Linked DNA regions of Homo sapiens: region 1 is linked to region 2. A link is an interaction called in ENCODE POLR2A ChIA-PET data of the cell type or tissue named here. Cell type or tissue: OCI-LY7. All regions are shown on one strand. Links, peaks and the distances in the headings refer to the core of each region. The heading gives the core; the rest is flanking DNA. Region 1 overlaps LNPEP (leucyl and cystinyl aminopeptidase). Region 2 overlaps ERAP2 (endoplasmic reticulum aminopeptidase 2).

Evidence for each region. ChIA-PET counts read pairs that join two places held together with the same protein. Peaks named below come from ENCODE experiments on the same cell type or tissue, not always from the same donor. Only the 100,000 strongest peaks of a DNase experiment are listed, where the experiment ranks them.
Region 1: POLR2A ChIA-PET joins it to region 2 with 6 read pairs; 6 of 35 experiments call an interaction of 5 or more read pairs at or near these places.

What each region holds. Positions count from the first base shown.
Region 1 is chr5:96,966,536-96,971,922 of GRCh38, forward strand. All of the region lies in intron 1 of LNPEP (leucyl and cystinyl aminopeptidase), which reads left to right. Among named protein-coding and RNA genes, the nearest start is that of LNPEP, 33 kb to the left of the region's middle. In OCI-LY7, for the core only: no CTCF peak of the experiment used is centred there; no DNase peak of the experiment used is centred there; H3K4me3 peaks cover 2,833 bases; H3K27ac peaks cover 2,466 bases.
Region 2 is chr5:96,894,592-96,899,978 of GRCh38, forward strand. It overlaps ERAP2 (endoplasmic reticulum aminopeptidase 2), which reads left to right. Exons shown (of 19, transcript NM_022350.5): 7 at 655-768; 8 at 1,782-1,913; 9 at 2,141-2,272. It also overlaps a transcript of ERAP1 not described here. Among named protein-coding and RNA genes, the nearest start is that of ERAP2, 21 kb to the left of the region's middle. RefSeq lists an enhancer at 2,535-2,594. In OCI-LY7, for the core only: CTCF peaks have their summits at 2,370 and 2,570; DNase peaks (open chromatin) are centred at 1,960 and 2,430; H3K4me3 peaks cover 1,515 bases; H3K27ac peaks cover 1,720 bases.

The DNA.
Region 1 (5,387 bases), core at 186-5,185, 72 kb after region 2:
GTGTGTGTGTGTGTGTGTAGTGAAGAGAAACCTGGCCCTACCAGTGATGGAGTCCTGGCTTTACCACTTAGTATATGTCGGAACCTCAGTTTTCTCAAAGGTAAAATGTGGATAATAACTGCCCTGTCTACTTATATTATTGTAGGAGTCAAATAAGATAAGTGGGTCACAACACTTTTCAAACTATGAAGTGCTTTATTAATAAAGAGCTCATTGCTATTATATTAAATAATTAGGTTAGAAGCTTCAAAATCATAAGACAATAAACGTGTCTTTAACTTTTCAGCAAAGCACACTAGTCTTTCTCTTTAAGATTCATTAGCATAATTTCCCCCTCATGCCTTAAAAATGATGTTTCATTGTCATTCACAGCACACATTAGTAGGTAAATTCTTAAAATATGAAAAGTCCAGAAACCTTGTTTTGCCTTTAACACCAAAAATACCAAATCACTTACGTAAGCAACAACTCTGGCCTCTTGACGTCTTTTAGGGTCAGCTGGAACAATGTCCGTGGAGAACCCTCAGGTATAGTGGAACTTTAGATATTATCTGTTTCACAGAGATTTTGACACACAGATTTTACATTTTAAGTCATCTGACTTCTAAGACATTTGTCAAATGGCTGCCTTGATATAAAAACACTATAACTGCTCCCAAAACATCCCTAAGAATTAAGTGTCTCTAAAGGCCATGTTCATGTACTATACTGCATTTACACAGTAAAACTCAACGTACTGGATGACAGCTACAATTTGTAGCCTGGCTATTATTATTATTTTTTTTTTTTGGTAGAAGCTGGGTCTCACTGTGTTGTCCAGAGTGGTCTTAAACTCTTGGCCTCAAGTGATCCTCCTGCCTCAGCCTCCCAAAGTGCTGAGATTACAGGTATGAACCACTGTGCCTGGCGTCTTCACTATATTTTATGTCTTCTAAACCATAATTGACTTGAATTATCAACCAGCTTTGAGGAAAGAAGAGGAAAAGTAGTAAGTATATAAAAAGTAGTTCTCAAGAATCAGTGTCTAGTAGAACTGAAAGGCAGTGACTCAGATCCCATAGTCACTGAAATACTACTAAGTCCTCCTGATTTAAGATCCAGCCCCACAGCAGGTATTAGAAGGACCTTGTTAACCTTATAGACAGTGTATGAATTTTATCTTATTCCAAGCCTCCAGTAAACCTGGATTCAGCCCTTGAAGAGTTTATGCATGGACATGGAGGTAATTTTTGTTTATACTTCATTTTAATATATTAGATTATTGCTACTTTCATTTCAACATTTATGGCAGGTTTCTTCCCTGCTAGGCACCAGGAATACAAAGATGAATGAGGTTATGAACCTCTCCTTGGAGGAATTATTCATATTTGGAGCAAAATTTATAATTGCAGTTTACTTATGCAGAAATTCTTTTTTTCTACAGCATAAACCGGGCCTTGAGAGTTTCCTAAACCTTCTATCCTCAACTTCTAATTCTTGAACAGCAAAAAGTTACCAGGATTGAAATGTATCCGTTATTCTAGAAAAGTAAATGTAGAGCAGGTTTTGGAACTCAATATTTCATCCTAAATGTGAAAGACTGTATAGGCAAATAGTGTGCATAATTTCCTTTTTCCAGGGTTGAGGGGCTGCCAGTGGTGTGTAGTGGGGAGAGAGTGAAGTGACTCATAATTCTGGAATGATTGTTTTGATCTCCTCCTGTAGCCTCTGTAGGATACTGGCAGGGCAACCAGCATAATTAACACTACACAGTCTAATTATAAACAAAACTCTATGTACAGTGGCTACCAAGAAGCAAGCCTGTACTGGATAATCCCCCAAGTTGGCAGGATTACTTTTAGAATGATTATTAGATAGTGTCGTTTACTATAAATCAAGTTGTTTTTCTTTGATTGTCCAGGGACTTACCCTGGGGGGAAAGTGAATATAATAATATTTGTGGAAGTCTTCTGGGTTATTTTTTTCAGGGCCCATTTAAGGATTTCTTTATTGCAGTTCTTATAACCTTTTTGTCTTAAGAGAACATTTGTACATCTTACTATGTATGGCGTACTCTTTTAGGGAGAGTAGGAAAATTGGTCAGAGTAAGACATTTGTTCCAATAATAGTTGGATTGGTTTTTTTAAAGGTGAAAGAAACTAGGAATTTGAAAAGATTACATTGGACCGGTATAATAAATAAAGAGGGAGAAAAAAAGCCTATGGGCTGCAGAGAAGAGGATGGGATAAGGGGACAAAGTGAAGTGGCTATAGCTGCCATGCATGCTTGAGAGAAACCAAGATGTTTGTAACATGTGTATGGTCTCACATGCTGTTCAGAGGCAGAGCAGGCACTGTGCGTGGTTGTATGTGCTTTAGGGATTTGTGGAAGCATGGCTGAGAGCTGAGGACCAATTTAGTTTGTTTATATACAGGGCCACTGGGTCTCTTAGATTTAGAACAAAGATCCTAGCTGTGGAGATTTGTTTCACATAGCTGTGACCTGAACAACTGCAGAATGGTTATATTTATGCAAAATGAGCCTCAGAATTGTGATTACCTCAAATGAAGTAAGAATTTTAAATCAGATACTTCAAAATGAGGGCTTTTTTTCCTATCCAGAAAAACTCAGTTAAAATTTAAGTGGACACTTAAAAGGAGTTTCCCTTTTTAAGAAAGAAATACAGAAATCCAAATACAAAAATGAATGTTAAGTAGTTTTTTGCTTAAGAATGCTTGCTTTTTTTTTTTTTAACTTTTGATGAGCTCATAAGAAGTTTCCTTTAAATAGCAGTTCTGTAGTTCATTTTAAATATTTGGATTTACAAAGAAAATTTCCCTAGCTTTTTACTTGAAAGGAGAGGGAGAACATACTGTATTTTTCTAAATTTGGGCATAACTGGTATTATTACTGGCTAAATAATTTTGTGTTTGCCAGATAGTCTTGAAAGAGGGACAGATGTAAGACGGCTGGGCTTGTTAAAAGATCTCTGTCTCTAGCCTGTGACCCAGTTCTGATTTGTCCCTTTAAATTACCTAACTAGACTTTTGAGAAGTGAAAAATTGGTTTTGGAGATGCACCAGGACAATGGTATGTGTGGATTTTTGGGCCAGTTTCTAGGAGAATATGAGTTAGAGCCGTCCACACTACTTTCCTGCCCTCTAGCAGCATTTTTTGCATTATTTTTCAGTTGTTTATCTGGTTTCTATTTTGTTGATTTTTGCCCTGTTTTTTTTTTATTATTTTTTCTACTTAGGTTTAATTTGGTATTCTTTTCTAGGTTCTTAGGGTGGAAATGTCGTTATTTTTAAACCTTTTCCCAATATAGGCATTTAAAGCAATAAATTTTCTTGAATTTTGATATATTATGTTTTTATTATTATTTATTTCAAATATTTTATATATTCCTTGTGGTTTCTTCTTTGACTTATGGATTACTTAAAGTCTTTTGTTTTTATTTTCCAAATATCTAGGGATTGTTTACCTAATTTACTAATTGATTTTTTAATTGTTTCCATTGTGTTTAGAGAACAAAGTCTCTAAAAAGCATATTTCAGTCTTTTGAAGTTGATTGTGATTTATTTTATTTTATTTTGCTTTATTCCATCTTGGTGAATGTTTCATATGTATTTCTGCAGTTGTTTGATTTTATATTCTGTGAATGTCAGGTCAAATTAGTTAATAGTATTGTTCCGATCTTCCGTGACCTTACTTATTTGTTGTCTACTTGTTCTATCAGTTATGAAGAGAAAGGATATGGTTGTGGATGTTTTTGTTTGTTCTATTCTTCATAAAAAACTTCTTTTTGAAACACTGTTATTAGGTATACATATTTAAGATTGATATCCTGCTGAATTTCTCCTTTTATCATCATAAAATATTCTTCTTTGTTAATCTATTTGTGTCTAAATTTAAAATGCATCTCTTACAGACAGTGTATATAGTTGTTTCTTGCTGTTTTGTCCCCATTGTGACAGTCTCTGTTACAATGTTTAATCCATTTACAGTTAATGCATAGGTCAGGTTTAAGTCTACCATGTTGCCACTGTTTTCATTTGTTCCTTTTGTTTTTGTTTATCTGTTTCTCCTTTATTCATTTTTTTTGGATTAAGTGGGCAATTTTAGTATTTCATTTTATTTTCTCTATTGGATTCTTAACTATGCATCTTTTTAAAATCACTTTTTCAGTGTTTCTTCTAGGATTAATAATATGCATCATTAAGTCTGTGTATAGTCAGTATTGTACCATTTCACATTCTATACCTGACCCTTCTTCCTTTCTGCTTAATTTCTCTTACTCAACTTCTGTATTCTCTGTGCTTTTGTTGTCTTTTATTTTTTGGTTTTAAGCATACAGTTTTTAAAGATAGTCTTTTAAGGAAATTATAAGAAGAATAAAGAATGTACACCTTTTATTTTAACATGTATTATTTCTGGTATTCTCTCCTTCCTGAAGATCTGAGTTTCCGTCTGGTAGTAGTTCCCTTCATCCTGAAGAACCTCCTTTAAAATTTCTTGTAGTATACATCTACTTGAGGAAAATGTGTTCTAAATGAATTCTGTAAGCTGTCATTTATTTGAAAATGTCTTTTACTCTTGATTTTGAAGCATATTTTCACTGTATGTGCAAAGTTGAGTTTAGAATTTTCTTTGTCTTCCAACTCTTTAAAAATGCTCTATCATCTTCAGGCCTCCACCGTTGACATGAGAAGTTAGTGTATGTACTGTTGTTCATCTGTATGTAGCATTGTTTCCAGGTTCTCTTAAAGGTTTTCTTTTTATCTTTAGTTTTAAGCAGTTTTGACCATGATGTGCTTAAGACATTATTATTTGTGTGTGTGTGTGTGTGTGTGTGTGTGTGTGTGTGTGTATTTATCTTTTTGGGGGTTTGCTGAACATTTTGGATCTGGTAAGTGGTGTTTTTCATCAAACTTAATAATATTTTAACTATTATTTCTTCAGATATTTTCTTCTGCTGCATTCTCACACTCCTTCTGTGGCTCCTGTTAGATACATGTTAGACTGTCTGATACTGTCCCCCAGATCCCTGATGCTGTGTTTATTTTTCTTCAATCCTTTGTCTCATTGTTCTTCAAATTGGTAATTTCTAATGATCTGTCAAGTTTATGGACTCTTTCTTTTGCTGTCTCCAATCTGCCATTAAGTCCATTTAGTAACTTTTTCATTTTATTTATTGAACCTTTTTCTCCTAGATTTTTCTTTTTTCCCTCTCATTTAGTTCTTTTTTAGTCTTGATTTCCCCACGGAGAGTCTCATCTATTCACATATTCTCATTTTTTCCTTTTTAAAATACATCTTCCTGCTTAATGATGGGGATACAATTGAAAAATAATAAAACACGTCTTCTTCAGGGATTCTTTTTTATTTATAATGGCTACTCTAAAGAC
Region 2 (5,387 bases), core at 209-5,208:
ATCAAATATAGGTAAAGGGTAAATATGTCAATTATATTTATGCATCCTTTTTATTTGATTTATATATTTTTTAAATCTTAGACCTTTATTGTTTCTAGTGGCCCACTGAAGTAAGTCAGGGGCAGAGGTTAACAACTGAATTTGCTCTTCAGTAATATTATATAACAACCTGAGAGCCCTAAATGAATTCTTATGATTCTCCTAAGTACCTGCTACTTAATATAAAAAGATAACTTCACCCAGGACACTTGGATTTATATTTCTCCCTTGAACATCATCATATATCAAGGACAAGGTGAGATTGTTCTTATTGGGCAGGAAAGAAAAAAACTACCTCCATAAAGTGTTCCATTTTCTTTCTTAATATTAAATCTAATAACTAGGAAATGTTGGGCAGATAGAATGAAAGTCGAAGAGTTAAGGGCATTGAGAACACACAAAAAAAAGAAAAAAGAAAACCAAGCAAAAATGTGGTGGTGAGAATAAGAAGGCAAGGAAATCAGTAGAAGAAAATTGTACAGAGAGAAAAGGGTAGCAAAGAGAGAAGAGAGATCCTAACTAATAAAAAAAAAGTTAGTAACTATTGTATTTTTTGCTAAAGTTAATAATTTTTATTTGTTTAACTTCTAATAATATTGAGTTTTTACCTCCTAGTGGTTTGGCAACCTGGTCACAATGGAATGGTGGAATGATATTTGGCTTAAGGAGGGTTTTGCAAAATACATGGAACTTATCGCTGTTAATGCTACATATCCAGAGCTGCAATTTGTAAGTTCACAATTCTGTGTATCATACTATATGGTGTAAAGAATCATCAATTCACTATTAAAATTTCAAGTGAATGTTAAACAGAAAAACTACATAATGTTGTGGTTTTTGAACATATGGCATTTTGTTTGATACACGAAACAGATCACAGAACTGGATGAAACATTGAAGGTTTTAGAAAACAATCAACATAAATCTGTCACCCCAAAGTCTGTAAAGAGAGAAGGCAAACTAATACAAATGTAGAACTGTGTATGTGGGTTGAGAGGAAAGAACATCACTGTTTGTATACATCTGCACAGGAATGCTCATGGCTACTAGGTACTATAGAGAGTTCTCGGCATGTAACCTGAAATCAACATCATTGGGGGTGTACTTTTCTAGAATTTCCAAAGGGTCTGCTGGCTTCCCCAAAATGTGTGAAGGGATTTCTTCAGGTACGTCTTTTTTAAAAACGAATATAGTGGTCTGAACACTACACAAATTTGCATATCAAGGTGGTTAGTAATGGTTAATTAGGTCTTTGGGATATATATTTAGTCCAGTACACTATAGACAGACATGGATTCAAAGTTAGGCTCTTCTTGTTACTGTGTATGTACTGAATTTGTGGCTTAATGCCAAAGCTTTATATATTCTTATTTGTAAAATGCATATACCATATCTCCCTTGCAGAGGTGTTGACAGGATTGCAGATGATAGGTCTAGGCACGTAACAAGTATTCACTAAATGGAAACCATTATTTTATTTCTGTATTCAAGGGCTGGTACATGATAAACATTCAGGCAATGTCTGAAGGAATATTGGATTTGTATCTTTTTAAAGTAGAGAAACTTTAAAAAGATGTATTCCCCTTTGGCCAAAGGGGAATACATACAAGAAAAGAAACATCTCCCAAGAAATATCGATTGAAATCTTACCTCTAAGAACATCTTACTAAACCTACTATGTTTTCTATTGCTTTTACAGTGTCAAATAGAAACTAAAACTAAACATTTTTCTCCCTGTTTAGGATGACTATTTTTTGAATGTGTGTTTTGAAGTAATTACAAAAGATTCATTGAATTCATCCCGCCCTATCTCCAAACCAGCGGAAACCCCGACTCAAATACAGGAAATGTTTGATGAAGTTTCCTATAACAAGGTAGTAAATATCAGGTGCAGGTGGAAGCTCTGCTTTCAGAAGTGTAATAATGACTATAGAATCAGCAGTTTAAGTCACTGGTGCCAGTTCCTGCTACTTGTTTCACTTTTTATTTGTTCACTTTTCAGACATCACACATGTTCCGTAAAATTTAAGCTTCCTTTAAAAACATACCATACTACCATTTTCTTTATCTCTTTTTTCAACTCTTTTGTTTTTTTTTAAAGGGAGCTTGTATTTTGAATATGCTCAAGGATTTTCTGGGTGAGGAGAAATTCCAGAAAGGAATAATTCAGTACTTAAAGAAGTTCAGCTATAGAAATGCTAAGAATGATGACTTGTGGAGCAGTCTGTCAAATGTAAGTCATATGTTGGGTAACGATAGACTGTTATTTAATCTAGAAAGTAACAGAATAATTGTGAATGTTTATAAATAGCTATATATTGTCAGTCAACCATATTTATTCTGCTTGCTATGTTGTCATGGTCTATAGAAGGCAGCACTTCCCTTTTTCCTCTAACACCACACTAGGATGTCACGCTGGGGTGGCCCCAGGGGCTCACTATTTGACCTGACTTTCTTTGGTTTCTCTTCTACGACTAATCCTACACTTTTATGTTCCCTTGATCTAAAATCTTTAAAATGTTGTAATTTCTACCATATAACACCTAATCTCTGGCAAATTTTAAGGTTGTCAACTGTATTCCCCAATGTGTATATATTTGTTGAGCAAAACTAATCTTCTCTCTTATAAGAAGAAATCTTGCTCAATCTCTAGATCATTGTGCCTATATTTCTAGTGCCTTTACTAGCTGAAATGCCCTTTCTTCTTTCCAACAATTCAAATGCCACCCAACTTTTAAGATCCAGCTGAGATTTCACCTCCTCCTTACAGACTGTTCCAGCCCTCATTCGTTTGCCTGTCTGCTAAATTCTTAGCAGTGCACTTATAATCTGTTCCACATAATAGTACCCTCTTTTATTGTTTTTATTAGTTCAATAATGATAATGTGCTTAAGAACAAAAATTGTGTCTATTCTTTTTTTAATGTGATAGCACCTAGCATATGTTGATCTTATAATAGTGATTAATAAGCAGTTAATGATTGATTAAAGAACTTATGGTCTGTCTTTGGGATTCATGTAGATAATAGGAAAGGCAAAGCAGAAAAATTCAGTTAATTCAGATGATTCTAATAATTATTAAAATATTTTAAAATTTCCAACTGCAAAGAAAATAATTTTTTATAGAACCATTAGACCCAGAGAACTCATACCTGTAATTAGAAGAACCCTAAGTCATTGTAGACAGAAGAGATCCTTTCTTTTTTACAAGCACTTGTGTCCCAGGGACAGTAATAATATTGTTTAATATTTCTGCAGCAGTTTACAGTTTAAAGACACTTTCATGGCCGGGTACAATGGCTCACGCCTGTAATCCCAAGACTTTGGGACACCAAGGTGGGTAGATCACTTCAGGTCAGGAGTTTGAGACCAGCCTGGCCAATTCGTGGAACCCCGTCTGTACTAGAAATACAAACATTAGCTTGGCATGGTGGTGCTTGCCTGTAATCCCAGCTATTCGTGAGGCTAAGGCAGGAGAATCACTTGAACCCAGGAGCTGGAGGTTGCAGTGAGCCGAGATTGCACCACTGCACTCCAGCCTGGGTGACAGAGTGAGACTCTGTCTCAATAATAATAATAATAACAATAATTAATAATAAATAAAAAATCAAAGTTAAAGAATAAAAAGCACTTTCATGTTGATTATCTCATTTGATATTTTTGTGCCCTTATAAAGCACACTTATGGTCCAACTGATGTGTGATTTTGTGGTTAAAGAAACAAAATCCAACAATCAAAAATTATTTCACAGCTCCTATTTTTTACTTGCATTTCTTGAAAATCCTGAGACATATTCAAATACATAGTTTTTACTTACAAAAATACTTATAGGCCTGGTGCGGTGGCTCATGCTTGTAATCCCATCACTTTGGGAGACCGAGGTGGGCAAATTGCCTGAGGTCAGTCTGGCCAACATGGTGAAAACCCATCTCTACTAAAATACAAAAAAAAAAAAAAAAAAAATTAGCCAGGTCTGGTGGATCACCTGTAATCCCAGCTACTCGGGAGGTTGAGGCAGGAGAATCACTTGAATCCAGGAGGCGGAGTTGCAATGAGCTGAGATCACACCACTGGACTCCAGCCTGGTGACAGAGTGAGACTCTGTCTTAAAACAAAACAAAACAAACAAACAAACAAAAAACATATAAAGATGCTCTTTACTATCCATTTCCATCACCCACCGTCAGTGGTCCAGACACACTTTCTCCATGCTTCCGCTTAAGCTTCTCAGCACCAAGTATTGTGTTGCTTCTGTCTCTCATCCCTCTCCATTTCCCTCTCCCTTGCCATGTGTGTGTGCATGTATGTATATTTGTAGACATCAGTTTAGCTCCCCTCCAACACGGAAGAATCTATCATTTGGTGTGCATACTGGCAGTAGAGGGTGGGAGTTAAAAAGAAAATTTGGCCAGCAATTACCAGATCATTTTAGGCCAGCAGTGTAAATTCCTGTGTTATTTTTTGTCACATCATGCTTATAATCATCTCAAAAGATAAAGTAATCATCATTACTCTGTGTTTATAAGTGAGAAAACTGATACTAAGGGACAGATTTGCCCAAAGTCACCAAGTCAGTGAGAAAATCAGTACTTAAAATTTGTCTTCTAAGTCCAATAGTTATTCAATTATATCACAGCTAGTTCCTAGTTTTAAGAAAAGTCCCCCATCAATCTTCCCCTAAAGGTCCTAGATTTTGACCAACTCTCTTCTGACACCAAAGGGCCCTGTAGTATTAAAATAATAAATTACTGAAAATATCTTGCCCACCATTGTGTCACATAAAGTCAATTCTAATACATGTCAATAGCAACTTGAGAATGAGAAGAATTAGTTGCTGTTATTTTTCATAAGATCATTTAAAGGCATTTGAGAGCCTTAGCACATTCTTCATTTTTTCTCATTTGCAGTTGCCCTTAAGTACTGGTTATTCAAGGGTCAATTGCCAAGTTGGTACTTTTCTTAATTCTTATTTTATTCCCAGTTAGTTCGAAATATTGTACACTCATCACATGCTGTTGTGATAGCCACTGTAGGAATACCTTGGTAAACAAAGGTGTTTCCCCTACTGTCAAAGAACTTGTAATATGTCAGGGGAGAGTTAACAGTACTAGACAGAGTTGCCTACATGCTAAATAGGGGCATACATAACATGCAGCATGAAATAATAAAATAGGACCTTTCTTAAGGGAAAGAGAAGAATTGGATAGAAAATTCAACAAATTGATTCTTCCTTAGAACGGTTAATGACTTTATTGAACTTTTTAAGGAAACTTTACACATGCGTATATATAACACAAAGAAATAACTTTTGTGGACTTCTATCCCAGGTCACTGCAAACATGCCTTTTT